2 separate regions of the Homo sapiens genome follow, and region 1 is linked to region 2. Evidence: chromatin contacts called from ENCODE Hi-C or POLR2A ChIA-PET data. All regions are on one chromosome and are shown on one strand. Each heading gives the region's core, a stretch centred on a gene start or an enhancer-like site at or near the end of the contact. The rest is flanking DNA. Distances are from core to core; before and after follow the strand shown. Region 1 overlaps LOC101928893 (a long non-coding RNA gene). Region 2 overlaps ANXA3 (annexin A3).

Region 1 (6,835 bases), core at 4,335-6,834, 130 kb after region 2:
ATGTATTCAAGTTGCTCCAAACGTACTTAAGTTTTCTTGTCACTCTAGCATGTACATATATGTATATATCTTCCTTTAATATTCACATCGACATTAACAAAACTAGTTCTTCTTTTTTAGAAGAATAGATTTGACTATGTTGTAAAAGCCTACATCTGTCCACGTAAATTTACTAATTCTTGCATCAACATCAAATTCAACAGGAATTTCATTAACAGAAAAATAGTCTAAAAGTGAAGAATCAAAGCTTCCCAGTGGCATTCCTCAACCAATGGGGATAAAAACCTCAATACATTTTCTCATATCCCGTTATTCAGGTGAGCAATTCTGAGAGTTACTCCACATGCTCCTCAAGAGGTCACGTACAAACTATCTTCATCAGTTACCTTGATAATGCGCCCTATGTCAGCTTTTCCTCCTTCCCTGTCTAATTCCCTCACTCTAGCTCGCTGAGGTCACCTGCCCCTAAAACTGCCTGCACCCAAGTCTTTATCAGAAATTCAAGCAAAGACAGAGATCTATCAAGTTTAAAGGATGAGGCATGTGTAAAAGTTGGAGCCCTTATAGAAGAATACTAGAAATATTTTATAGGTTCTTAAAATACTGTTGAAGAACCATACATTAAAACTTTAAGGTGAGAACCAGAAATATGCATTTAAATGTATTCCTTATTAAATTAAGTAGAGAGGAAAGCAATGTCTGAAACTGTAGTCTGCACTGTGGTTATATAAGAGAATATTATCCTTAGGCATATGCAACTTACTCTTAAAAGTTCAGGAAAAATACGCATCTATATGTTTGTATGTATACATGTGTATATGTATAAACAGAGAAAGAGAAAGAGAGAGAATGGGAGAAACAGATAAAGCAAATGGGCAGAATGTTTACAATAGGTAAATTTGGGTAAAGTGTATACTCTTAGCTGGGCGTGGTGGCTTATGCCTATAATCCCAGCATTTGGGAGGCTAAGGTGGGAAGATTGCTTGAACCCAGGAGTTAGAGATCAGCCTGGGTTACAGAGCAAGACCCTGTCTCAAAACAATTTTTTTTTTTTTTTTTTTTTTTGAGATGGAGTCTCGCTCTGTCACCAGGCTGAAGTGCAGTGGTGCGATCTTGGCTCACTGCAACCTCTGCCTCTCAGGTTCAAGCAATTCCTCTGCCTCAGCCTCCTGAGTAGCTTGGACTACAGGCACACCCCACCATGCTCGGCTAAGCTTTTTTTTTTTTTTTTTTTTTTGTATTTTAGTAGAGATGGGAGTTTTACCATGTTAGCCAGGATGGTCTCGATCTCCTGACCTAGTGATCCACCGCCTCAGCCTCCCAAAGTGCTAGGATTACAGGTGTGAGCCACTGCGTCTGGCCATAAACATTTTTTCAAAGCATACAGTCATCTGTTGGTATTTATGGGGGATTGGTTCCAGGACCTCCAGCACATAACAAAATCCATATTTTCTAGTCCCTGAGTAATATAAAATGACACGGTATTTGCATATAACCTATGCACATTCTTCCATATACCTTAAATCACCTCTAGATTACTTTTATAATACCTAATACAATGTAAATAATATGTAAATAGTTGTTCTATTGTTTAGGGAATAATGACAAGAAACAAAAGTCTGTCTACATTCAGTCCAAACGTAATCTTTTTCTGAACATTTTCAATCTGAGGCTGGTTGAATTTGTGGATGTGGAACCCATGAAGATGAAAGGCCAACTGTATATGGTTGTTCTTTAGACTATTCATGCAGCTTTTCTGTAAGTGTGAATTTCCAAATTAAAAGTTAGAAAAAGTTATTATAGACTTTTCAAGACAGCAAACTTAAGTCATAAGGCTTCAGGGTCAGCAGCCCTTTTTCTTTTTACCACCTATCTTTTAAAATGTCCTAAAATGAGCTGGGCACAGTGGTTCATGCCTATAATCCTAGCACTTTGGGAGGCCAAGGCGGATGAATCACCTGGGGCCGGGGGTTCGAGACCAGCCTGGACAACATGGTGACACCCTGTCTCTACTAAAAATACAAAAATTAGTCAGGTGTGGTGGTGGGCGCCTATAATCCTAGCTACTTGGGAGGCTGAGGCAGGAGAATTGCCTGAACCCAGAGGGCAGAGGTTGCAGTAAGCCGAGATTGCAACACTTCACTCCAGCCTGGGCAAAAGAGAGAAACTCCATCACCAAAAAAAAAAGTCCTAAAATGCTGACAAGTTGATATTAATAATAAAGGCTCCTATCTGGGCCCACTAAGAATAAGAGGAAACCTTCACTCAGACATGATTTTAAGCAGTCACACTTTGTCCCACTTAAAAAAAAAAAAAAAGTAATGTTGGCTACCACCGTTAAAAAGTTGGTTGGCCCTTTCCTTATCTTAATGGACCAGCAGGCAATAGTACTGTGAACATTCATTAGAAAATGGTAAAACTGTTGAGATCTTGGGTTCAAAGGTCATGCACTGATGTTAATTTTTTCCCAGGGTTTCTTAGAAGTGTTGGCCAGGAAAAGCTCTTGCTGAGTTAGTAAAGACAACACAGATAAGATGGGGGAAATTTCTGTTAATTAGCTAAATGTACACTTGCTAGCCACTTGAGCAAATGAGTATGAGGCAGCTCTATCTTGTCAAGGCTGGAAGGAATTTTACAACTGGTAGTATACAATTCCTTCACTTGCCAGAGTTCTACTATTGGTGCAGGTCCCAACTGTCATCTGGTTTAACTGCTCATCTGCAGCTTCCATTGTCTCTGATGACACCTGCCATGTTGCTTACATATGTTCAGAAACAAGCAGGTCACTATGCCTGCAACAGCACTAATAATACACCTCCTTGTTTAAGCAATGGTGTTGACTGCATTATAGTTTTTAACAGTAAAAAAATTAGCAAGAACTTAAATGTCAATCAATAAGAAAACTTATTTCATTAAAATTCTAAGTATCATTAGAAAGAATAAGTTGAATCTATATATACCTATTTGAAATAAAAAAAAAATTTTAAGAGACGGGGTCTCACTATGTTGCCCAGGCTGATCTTGAACTCCTAGGCTCAAGTGATTCTCCTGCCTCTACCTCCCAAAGCGCTGGGCTTACAGGCGTGAACCACCATGCCCAGCCCTAATACCTGCTTTTTTTTTTTAAGTCTCCAATATATTAAGTTTAAAAAATTGTAAAATAGTTTCATATTATTCTGATTTTTGTACGAAAGATGTAAAAGTTTATATACAAGTGCAATTTTTAAAAAGTCTAGGATAAATTCCAAACAATTCCAAACTGTTAACAGTGTTTTTCATGGGGAGGATAATGAAAACAATTACTCCCACTCCTTTTGTTTCCATTGGAGGAGAGTTTCCCTTATACTTCTTTGCTCTTACTCCTCATTCCAGTCTCTAGAGGTTGTCTGGGCAATACAGTGGGAAATGCTTATTGTCTTCAACTCTTATTCAGGCAAGCAGCAGGCATTGGAGAACCACCACTCCTGGGTGGAGGAGTGGCTTCTCATAGTGACAGGTTTGTAAAAGTGAACAGGTGAAGCTCGATCACATTTTGTTTCCCTCTGGTTGGAATCAGACTCTAGCAGAAACCATCCCTCTATTCCTTCACTCCATCTGTAAGTTTATGGGGACAGGCTCACTTAGGAGGGCAGGCTATGCCTGTACAATGCTCCTAGAGACTAGGGCAGATAAGTGGTAACCTGGCCCACCACTGCCTCCCACCTAGGCCACATTCTACAGTAGTTCTAGCAGTAACAAAACTGACGTTTTGATCTTTATCCACCTCACTCTGTATTTCTCTCATTGGTTTTGAGCTTAGGTAACAGGAGTATTATTCATTAGAAGCCCTCAAGTGTGAATAAAAACAATATTTTCTTTTAATTTTTTATGCTTCTGCATTGTTTAAATTTTTTATTAAAATGAGCACATATTACACAGAATAATATAGATATCTCTAAATATAAAGATATGAAGACATAAAATCTATATCCTTAAATTTTCCACCTAATCTTAGAATTCCTGTGTCCTTCTTGATTTGTATTGTCCTTTATACTTCAGTTGCTTGAAGCAACTGCATCGTCTTCTAAGGTTAAAAGAGGTAATTTGCCTTCATCTACTCTCTACTCCTTTGGTCACTGGACACTAGTTTTCTTGTTCCATACATTCTTTTCCCTTTCTGATTAAACCATCTAATTTGGCTTCCTTCAAAGAGGTTGTTGCCCTTTATTCCAGTAAGTCATTCCTATTCTGACTTGGAAAAAGCTTTCCCTATTTTTCTAGGCCCCCAGGATACTTTTGCTGTGGTGACAGCCTACGAATGGTCTCCCAGGCATTTATAGAATGTTCCCTTCATTTTTCACATCATAGCCTGCAAATTTATAAAGAAAGCATTATGTCCTCTCAAATATTTTTTTCTCCAGGCAAAATATTCTCATTTTCTTCAACTGTGTGTCACACAGCATGGTTTCGATTCCCTATTTTGGCCACTCCCCTCGAAATGGACCCCAGTTTGTCTATAAATCTCCTAAAGATTGACACCAAAAGGGGAATACAGTTCTCTGGGTGATCTGATCATTGTGGACTAGAAAAGAGTAGTGTCCTACTTGTTATAACAATGGCATACTCTTACCACAGTGGTAAGAGTGGCCAGTATGCTCTCACCAGATATGTACACTGGGGATTATCTTGGTCTGTTAGGGCTGCTGTAGCAAAATACCATAAGTTGAGTGGCTTATACATAAAAGAAATTTATTTCTTACAGTTCTGGAGACTGGGAAGTCCAAAATTAAGGCATAATTCAGTGTCTGGTTAGGGTCCACTTTCTTACAGATGGCACCTTCTTGTGTTCTCACTTAGCGAAAGGAGTTACCAAGCTCCCAAGGGCCTCTTTTATAAGGGCACCAATCTCATTCCTGAGGGCTCCACCCTCATGACCTAATCACTTCCCAAATGCCTTAACTCCTAATACCATCACTTTGGGAATTAAGATTTCAACATACAAATTTTGGAGGGAGTGGACACAAATATAGCAGTGATCATGTCACAGGGTATACTCATATTGGGCTTACTGTGATTTAAAACATGCAAATCACTTTCATCTATGCCATCAGCAAAACAAATTTATTTCAACATACAAACATCTCAAATCACTTGCACACAATTATATTGGAATTATAATAATGATCAATTATTATATAATTATCATTATTACAATTAGAATTATATTTATATTATAATTATATTAATATTTATGTATTAATATTTACAATTATTATTATAGTTCCAATTTAAAAAGTCTCCATGTTTCCTACAATGGACATCCCTTCACAAGCAAATACCCTCCCTTCTTTACCTTCTATTCACCCCTCAACCCAGGTGACACAAGCCTTCTGATCTGAGTAATATGAAGTTACTCTTGCAAATAATGTAATAAGAAAAATGCAATAGTCTCTTTTCAGGCTGAGTCTTGACTTTTATAATGAATTTGACTTTGATAGCTATTTCTTCTTCTAGGGTTTCAGACACTATTGGTTCCAACCTCACATCACTTCTCAAAAGCTTCCCTTCTCATTCTAAGCAGTTTCACTTTGAGCTCTCACTTAAATCTGTCTCCATCATTACCCTGTTTGAAATGCTTCAGTGTTTCTTGAGAGCAGTGGTTCTCAACCCAGTTACATATTGCAATAATCTGGGGAGCTTTTAAAAAATATCTAAGCCCAGACCCCATCCCAGACTAATTGAATCAGAAGTAATAGAGATTGGCCTGAATCTTTAAAACACCAGAGGTAGCCCTTATGTTTTTGTCCAGTCTTATCTCTCATCCTTTACCCACTGATGTAGCTATATTAAATGGAGGCCCTCAACACTCACTGTTTTGTCTAGATTATATACCGTCAGTTAAAGTGTCACATCCTCTGTGAAGCCCTAGACTTACATCTCCAATCTCATTCTATTTTTTAATTTTTTTTTAGAGACAGGGTCTCACTATGTTGCCCAAGTTGGTCTGAAACTCCTGGGCTCAGGTGATTCTCTGCCTCACCCTCCCAAAGTGCTAGAATTACAGGTGTGAGCTACTGCACCCAGCCACTCACCCTATTTTCATCTTTTTTTCTTTACTGCGTAATTCCTTTGATTTGATAGGGAGATGGGGTTTAGGTTAACTCAAGCTGGTAGGGCTGCAGGTACACCCAAATCAACGGCCAAGCAGAGTAGGGTGGGTGGTGTGTAGGGTTTGTGGAGGGGGGTGAGCACTTTCAAACCTTTCAAAATCTTCACATCCATGCACACACATGCATATTAATACACATACACCGCCTGTGAACAAAAGCTGGCTCCTCTTTAAACACTTTAAATTGTGAAAAAGGGGAAAAGCACATTAGGGAAAGAGATAAAGGCTGTAGCAAGATTGCTTTGTAATTAAAGAATCAAGAGAAGGAAGAATGGAGTAAGCTGGGCATGGGGTAGCTGATGCCTGTAGTCTTGACTACTCTGGAGGCTTAGGCAGGAGGATCATTTGACCCCACGAGTTTGAGGCTACAGTGCACTAGGATGGTGCCTGGAAAGAGCTGCTGCATTCCAGCCAGTGCAACATGGTGAGACTCCTTATCAAAAAAAAAAAAAAAGAATGGAGTAGATGGGGGCTAATATAATAATGACAGAAAAGAGTTTGCCTTTTAGCAAGCGGCCTAGGATGACTGGGATGAGAGAGTTGGGGCAAACATGGGGGAGAACTCATGGGCTTTACCTATCTGGTGGGCCGAGAGGCCTGTGGTCTGACCAGCTGTCTGCAGCTTCTCATAACCAGTTTGATTCTGAACTAGAATGTTAAGGTTATTGGTCTGTTATTTGTGGTCAA
Region 2 (6,467 bases), core at 317-2,816:
AACAAGAAATAAAGAAAACAGAAAAATATATATAAAGGCCTATTGTGTCTTACTATGAAAGTAATGCTTAACTTCTTCACTAAATGAGCCTTCTCTGAGACTTCCTTTATATTACCACTTTCTCTAATATTCACCCCAGTAACAGCCATTCCAAATGTGAAACTTAAGTGATAAGAAGAGCTCACTGGTTGGGTTACCTCAAATAAAATAAAAATAATGTGAGCATCTTACACAATCCAGGTTGAAAGCCAAGTTTTACCTCCTGTGAAGTCTTTTGCGTTACAAACTTGGTATCTTTGCCCTTTAAGCCTCAACCTCACGTAGTATCTTTTCTGGACAACAGTCTATTTTTGGTTGGCCTTGGGAAAAGGAACTGATAAACATATTCTTTAAAAATGTGGTTCATTTCACTTTCCTAAGTTAGGCAGTGTAGCAGGGTATTAAGGAGCCAGGATATAGGGATTCAAATCCTGCTTTTGTCACTTATTCTCGATAAGATTTGAGGCAAGTTTCCTAACCTGTCTTTCTCATTTTACTTATCTGTTAAATGGGGGATACGTATAGTACCTATTGCAGAGAGCTTTTAAAAGGGTTAAAGTAGTTAATACACATTAAGCCTTTTGAATAGCAAGTGTTCGATAAATATTATTAAAACTAAAATTTGAAGTTTTTATAGAAATCAATATTATGTAAGTGATGCAATCTTATTTTATTAAACCAAAATTGAAATTTAACTGCAGTATATCAGGAAGAATCTAAATATTACTTACAGTGAAGAAGATGCTGGTCAGAACGTAATTACACTCAGGTATGAATGAATGATGGAATTGCAGGTATGTTTTACTAAATGGTATAGCTCATGAGTCTCACACCCAGGTGAATTCCCTAGTGCTATAGGATTTGATTCATTTATGGTCTCCCATTATTTATACTGTATTTGTTCTTCATTGATTTTATTCTTTGCAGTCGGATACTTCTGGAGACTATGAAATCACACTCTTAAAAATCTGTGGTGGAGATGACTGAACCAAGAAGATAATCTCCAAAGGTCCACGATGGGCTTTCCCAACAGCTCCACCTTACTTCTTCTCATACTATTTAAGAGAACAAGCAAATATAAACAGCAACTTGTGTTCCTAACAGGAATTTTCATTGTTCTATAACAACAACAACAAAAGCGATTATTATTTTAGAGCATCTCATTTATAATGTAGCAGCTCATAAATGAAATTGAAAATGGTATTAAAGATCTGCAACTACTATCCAACTTATATTTCTGCTTTCAAAGTTAAGAATCTTTATAGTTCTACTCCATTAAATATAAAGCAAGATAATAAAAATTGTTGCTTTTGTTAAAAGTAATTTCTTTGTTTGCTTTCAGAGCTTGCCAACATTGTTTGATGCCTGGTGCCAACAACTAATATTTTAAAACATGTTTCTGTATAGAAGCTGTTACTGCTTCAGTTTATCACCTTGTTAATCACACTTTTTTGAAAGAAAGGAATAAGATGAAGATGTATGTGACCCTGGCCTACCCTTTGTAGTTGTGATCAAGCTATAGGAGTGGTAATGCATGATAAGTTATTTCAGCTTTCAGAAAACATCTGCTGAAGGATTAATCTAACCACTTCCTGTCTGAATGGCAAGCATGAATTATGGTTGCTTCATGCTAAATACTACTTTCCCAGAATGGGCATTTAGAATCAAGCCTCTAAGGTTTCCTTTTCTCTTGAGTTGGCAAAACTATGCATTTAAAGAATCCATCATGCCATCTTTGAGTGGGACCTAATATGAAATACCTTGACTGATATGAAATAGATAAAGTGAAAAAAATTCCAGTTAGAGTTATTTTCCTGGACCAGAATAGAAATGATCGTACTGGCCATGTGCAGTGGCTCACGCCTGTAATCTCAGCACTTTGGGAGGTTAGCAGGCGGACTGCTTGAGCCCAGGAGTTTGAGACCAGCCTGGGCAACCTAGTGAGACCCTGTCTCTGCCAAAAATACAAAAATTAGCCTGGCATGGTGGCACATGCCTGTGGTCCAAGCTACTTGGGAGGCTGAGGTGGGAGGATTGCTTGAGTCAGGAAGCTCATTTGGCAAGTTAGTTCTGTAATCAATACTATAAATGTCAGTCATAACTAAGATGATGGCAGGAGATAATGAAAACAACTACTTAAATATTTGGGAGATAAAATTGAGTAAACATGGTATTCAAAGTTACCAAGTGTCAGTCAAGTATGCCTTCACGATTTTAGTGTAAGTGATTTAGTGAGTAAGTATATCACGAAGCAATAAATCAATGTTAATACTCATAGAGTGCTTACTATGTATTAGGTACTATGTTAAACAGTGTAGTATATTTTAATTTGTTAATCCTCAAGGCATCTTACAATGTAGATACCAACACAGATATAGAAATGGAAATGGAAGCTTAGAGAAATTAAGTAACTTGTCACTGTAAGAGCCAGGTAGTCCAACTCCAGTGTCCAGGCTCTTAACCACTGTTTTGCCTTAGAATTTATCCCATCCCAGGGCCACTGTAGTTTTCAATGCCTAGTGCTTAGATTAGAACAGTGCTCAGCACATAAAAGGCATTTAATACAGTGAATCTTTATTTTAGATCTCATTCATCCTCAGAGTTGTTATACCACTTATGTATTAAGTACTTTCTGAAACAAAGCATGGTTACATGTGTCAATATTTCCCCTGTTTTGCAAGTGAGGAAAATGAGACTCAGGTTAGGTATCCAGCCCAGGGTTACACAGTGGCAAAGCCAAGGCTTAAGATCCGGGTCATCTGGACTTTAAAACTTATCTGTGGCTGGGCAAAGTGGCTCACACCTCTAATCCCAGCATGTTGGGAGGCTGAGACAGAAGGATCACTTGAGCCCAGGGGTTTGAGACCAGTCCAGGAAACATCAGGAGACTCTGTCTCTACGAAAAATTTAAAAATTAGCTGGGTGTGGTAGTGTGCACCTATAGTCTCAGCTACTCAAGAGACTGAAGTGGGATGATCAGTTGAGCCCAGGAGTTTGAGGCTGCAGTAAGCTATGATCACACCACCGTACTGCAGCCTGGGTGACAGAGCAAGACCCCGTCTCAAAAACAAAACAAAACAAAAAAACCTTACCTGTGCATGAGTGAGTTTGAAGAAGGTGAGAACTTGAACACAGTAGTGATCACACAAGAGAATTCTGCAGAAAAAAAAAAAGCCCCAATGAGGTAACCCTCTAACCCTTCTACTCACATCTGTTTTGCCTTGTATGCATTGGACTTCAGGCAATTACCTTTCTAAGCCACATATTCCTCGTCTTTAAAATGGGACAACAATAGTACCTACCTCATAAGATTGTTTTGAAAAATAAATGAAAAAAAACACTTAAAAGGTATTCCACATAGTGCATAGCACATGGTAAGCCCTTAATAAATGTTAGCCTGTATCATATAATTATTATAGAGTAGTATTCAATGGCCACATTTTTTATTGCCTCCAATTTCCACAAGGTGGCATGTCAAGTTCAAAGTGAACCCCACGGCCTTGCATCCCAATGGCAAAACCTACTTAACTTGCTTCAGAATAACATGGCCAAATCTAAACTGTTGGAAACTTCTTCTATAGAAGGTTTGTCATGGTTCAGAAATCTTATTGTCACTGTAAACTCCTTCTTAAGGAAACATGTGGAACATTTAATTTAATCATCTGGCTTCTCTGGATTCCCAGGACCATCTTCATTTACATGAATGTGCATTAGCTCTGACATGGATCACCTGCAGAATTGAGTGCATTCATGTCATCTCATTAAGCCCTAAGTTTAGTCCCTGAAGATTGAAAGAAGAGAAAAATAGCCAGCTGCAGAGAGTCCTGGGCTCTGTGGTTGGTGAGCTGCAGAAGCAGAAGGTTTGTACACTTCACGCTACAGTAACAGAATGTTTGGTCTATAAATCAGGAGCTGCAAAAATGGCAAATGAGGATGTTGAATAGGAGATTCTCTAGCCTATTTGTAAGAATGTATTGAGGAAATTTTTAAAATAGTGTACAGTAGTTCAGACATTTCTTCCATGTACCTTCCCCTATTTCCATTTCCCCAATTTCATGCCATATGGATAACCCACAGTTTTACTTTGTCTTTAAAACAATAATTTTGGGGTCATATCAAACTGGGTTCAAATCCTGGCTTCACCACTTATGGCAGCAGCGTAGATAACAGTGCTCGACAAATACTTAACCTCCATACAACTCAATTCTTTAGCTGACAATAACAGCACCTACCTTAAATATGTGCAAGGATGAAATGAAATAAAGCATGTGAAAAATTTAACTCAATAAAAATTAGTTACCAATAACTGCATTGGCATGGTGAGTTGCCAGTGAAGAGCAGATAGTAAGTGTTCAACAAGCATTTGTAGAATAAATAAGCGATACTTGTTTTAGTACTACTCAGCGACAGTAACTCTGAGGCCTTGGAAGCTTCAGAGAACTGTCAGCTGAAATCAGTGTTATTAATATGTTGTCAGTGTGTCCTCCAACGATAAGAGCCAACTGTGTTCACCTCAGTGATGAGGTTACAGGATCTGAAGAAAGTTTCCTAGTCTTATTTCCTGCCCATCAGTTGACAGTAGTATGACATGTGAGGGAGTGAGTCGCTTACTCTTTCTGTACCTTAGTTTCCTCACCTGTAAAGCCAGGATGGCCATGCAAGTATCATTCAGAGTAGGCGTGAGGTTTCAATAAGCCAGATTAGGTGATGCACTTACCACAGTGCCTGCACCCGTTAAGTGCTCAATAAACATTAGCCATTATTCTCTGGCTCAGTTTGGAAGACTTACAATTGCTTATACAGTGCTCTAATCACTTGGGGGATTTTGAGATGTTGTAAAGCTACCTCTTCTAGTTTGCAATTAGGAAAGAAGATAAAGCAAACTTCTTGGCAATTTCCTGCCTGTGAAACCTTGTGTTTTATGAGCCACGGAAAGTACCCCAAATTTTTTTTCAACCCCACCCCCAGCAAACTGACAAACTCAGATCTTTCCCACCCACTCTGTATGTCTCCCGTGGGACTGTGAGAGTCAAGCAAGTACAGGTTGCTGTGTGCTGAAGCCTTTTTACTGGTGCTATATTTCTTTCAGTTTCATCAAACTCAGCTTTGTGCCAGTTTTACCCACCAGGGCCAGCCCTCCTCTGAAACCAAAGTTTGCCTATTTCTGTAGAGTTTACAAAGTCAACAGTGAGAGAGAGGAGAATTTCAAATGAGGAGGAGGGTTACAGAGTAGGAGGTAACATTGAATGGCTGCTGCAGTAAACTGTTAAAAGAAATCCCAAACCCAGAATACCAGAGCAGCCCATTCAGCTGAAAGGTTTTATGACACAACCATGCATAAGAAAAAACTAGCTATCAAAATGTACATGTGACCTCTTTGGGCATAAACTTTGTGGAACTGGATGTGGCAATAAATAGTGGTCCAGGCCAGGCGTGGTGGCTCACCCCTGTAATCCCAACACTCTGGAAAACCGAGGAAGGCAGATCACCTGAGGTCAGGAGTTTGAGACCAGCCTGGCCAACATGGTGAAACCCTGTCTCTACTAAAAGTACAAAAAAATTAGCTGGGCGTGGTGGCAGATGCCTGTAATCCCAGCTACTCAGGAGGCTGAGGCAGGAGAATTCGCTTGAACATGGGAGAAAGAGGTTGCAGTGAGCCGAGATGGTGCCATTGCATTCCAGCCTGGGTGACAAGAGTGAAACTCTATCTCAAAAAAAAACATAGTGGTCCAAGGTGACCTGGCAGAGCATCAGACTTGCTGTGAAGCGACAGATGTGATTTGCCAATTGCTACAATATCAACCACCAGATAAAAGGAAGTTTTGAAAAAGAACATTGGGATAAAATCAGCTCCTACGAAAAAGAGCATGCCACAGTGGGGTAGAAAGTAGAGAAGAACAAAGGTCACAAGGGTAGGGAGTTGGTGAGAATTAGCCCAAATTCACCCCTCCTTTTAGAGAACTGCAGCAATCCACAGCGTAACTGGCTTGCATTGGTGCCCCTGGCCACAGACCTCAGAAGAGTTTAGAGATTTCCAAAGTTGCATTTAAATTTTTTGTTTTGTTTTGTGTCAGAGAGCCAAGTCCACAAAGAAAGTTCCAGATCATGTCTGCAAATTCTATTTAAACCGGTGTTAAATAGAATTTGACATCTGATAACTTCATGAAAAATATTTTTCTTGGTTTTTATCAGTCAAACCAAACTCCTTCCAACCTTTATTCTTCCAACATTTATTACATGGTAACTGTAGTCCAGAAACTACGCCAGGTGTTGGAGTTATAAAAGTGAAGAAAGCTACACATTTCCTGACTTCAAGGAGTTGACGATCTGGGGAATAAGCAAAGGAGAGGAAAGACAGATACTTGGCTAATTGGCAAGGACAGCATAGTGGTGATAGCGGTGGGTGGGTTTGGGGATTAAGCAAATGT

Evidence for each region. A loop is a pair of places that touch in the nucleus more often than their neighbours do. ChIA-PET counts read pairs that join two places held with the same protein, here RNA polymerase II (POLR2A). Pooled maps may share reads with other maps.
Region 1: a loop to region 2 is called in a map of K562, with 2.9 times the contacts of the local background. The contact joins two enhancer-like sites. A Hi-C loop is called at or near these places in 1 of 168 maps with a recorded cell type or tissue (K562), 3 of 37 single-sample maps with no recorded cell type and 6 of 50 pooled maps. POLR2A ChIA-PET finds 5 or more read pairs at or near these places in 3 of 52 experiments (GM12878, OCI-LY7 and activated B cell).

What each region holds. Positions count from the first base shown.
Region 1 is chr4:78,730,335-78,737,169 of GRCh38, forward strand. All of the region lies in intron 1 of LOC101928893 (a long non-coding RNA gene), which reads left to right. Among named protein-coding and RNA genes, the nearest start is that of BMP2K-DT, 42 kb to the right of the region's middle. RefSeq lists a cis regulatory region at 2,166-2,799 and a silencer at 5,632-5,691. Within about 2 kb of position 5,585, at least 2 of the 41 ENCODE cell types and tissues checked have a DNase peak (open chromatin) inside an H3K27ac peak, as active enhancers do.
Region 2 is chr4:78,609,090-78,615,556 of GRCh38, forward strand. ANXA3 (annexin A3) reads left to right here. Exons shown (of 13, transcript NM_005139.3): 13 at 967-1,358. The coding sequence ends at 1,026. LOC124900721 (a long non-coding RNA gene) reads left to right here and starts at 5,704. Exons shown (of 2, transcript XR_007058152.1): 1 at 5,704-6,467. Within about 2 kb of position 1,567, at least 2 of the 41 ENCODE cell types and tissues checked have a DNase peak (open chromatin) inside an H3K27ac peak, as active enhancers do.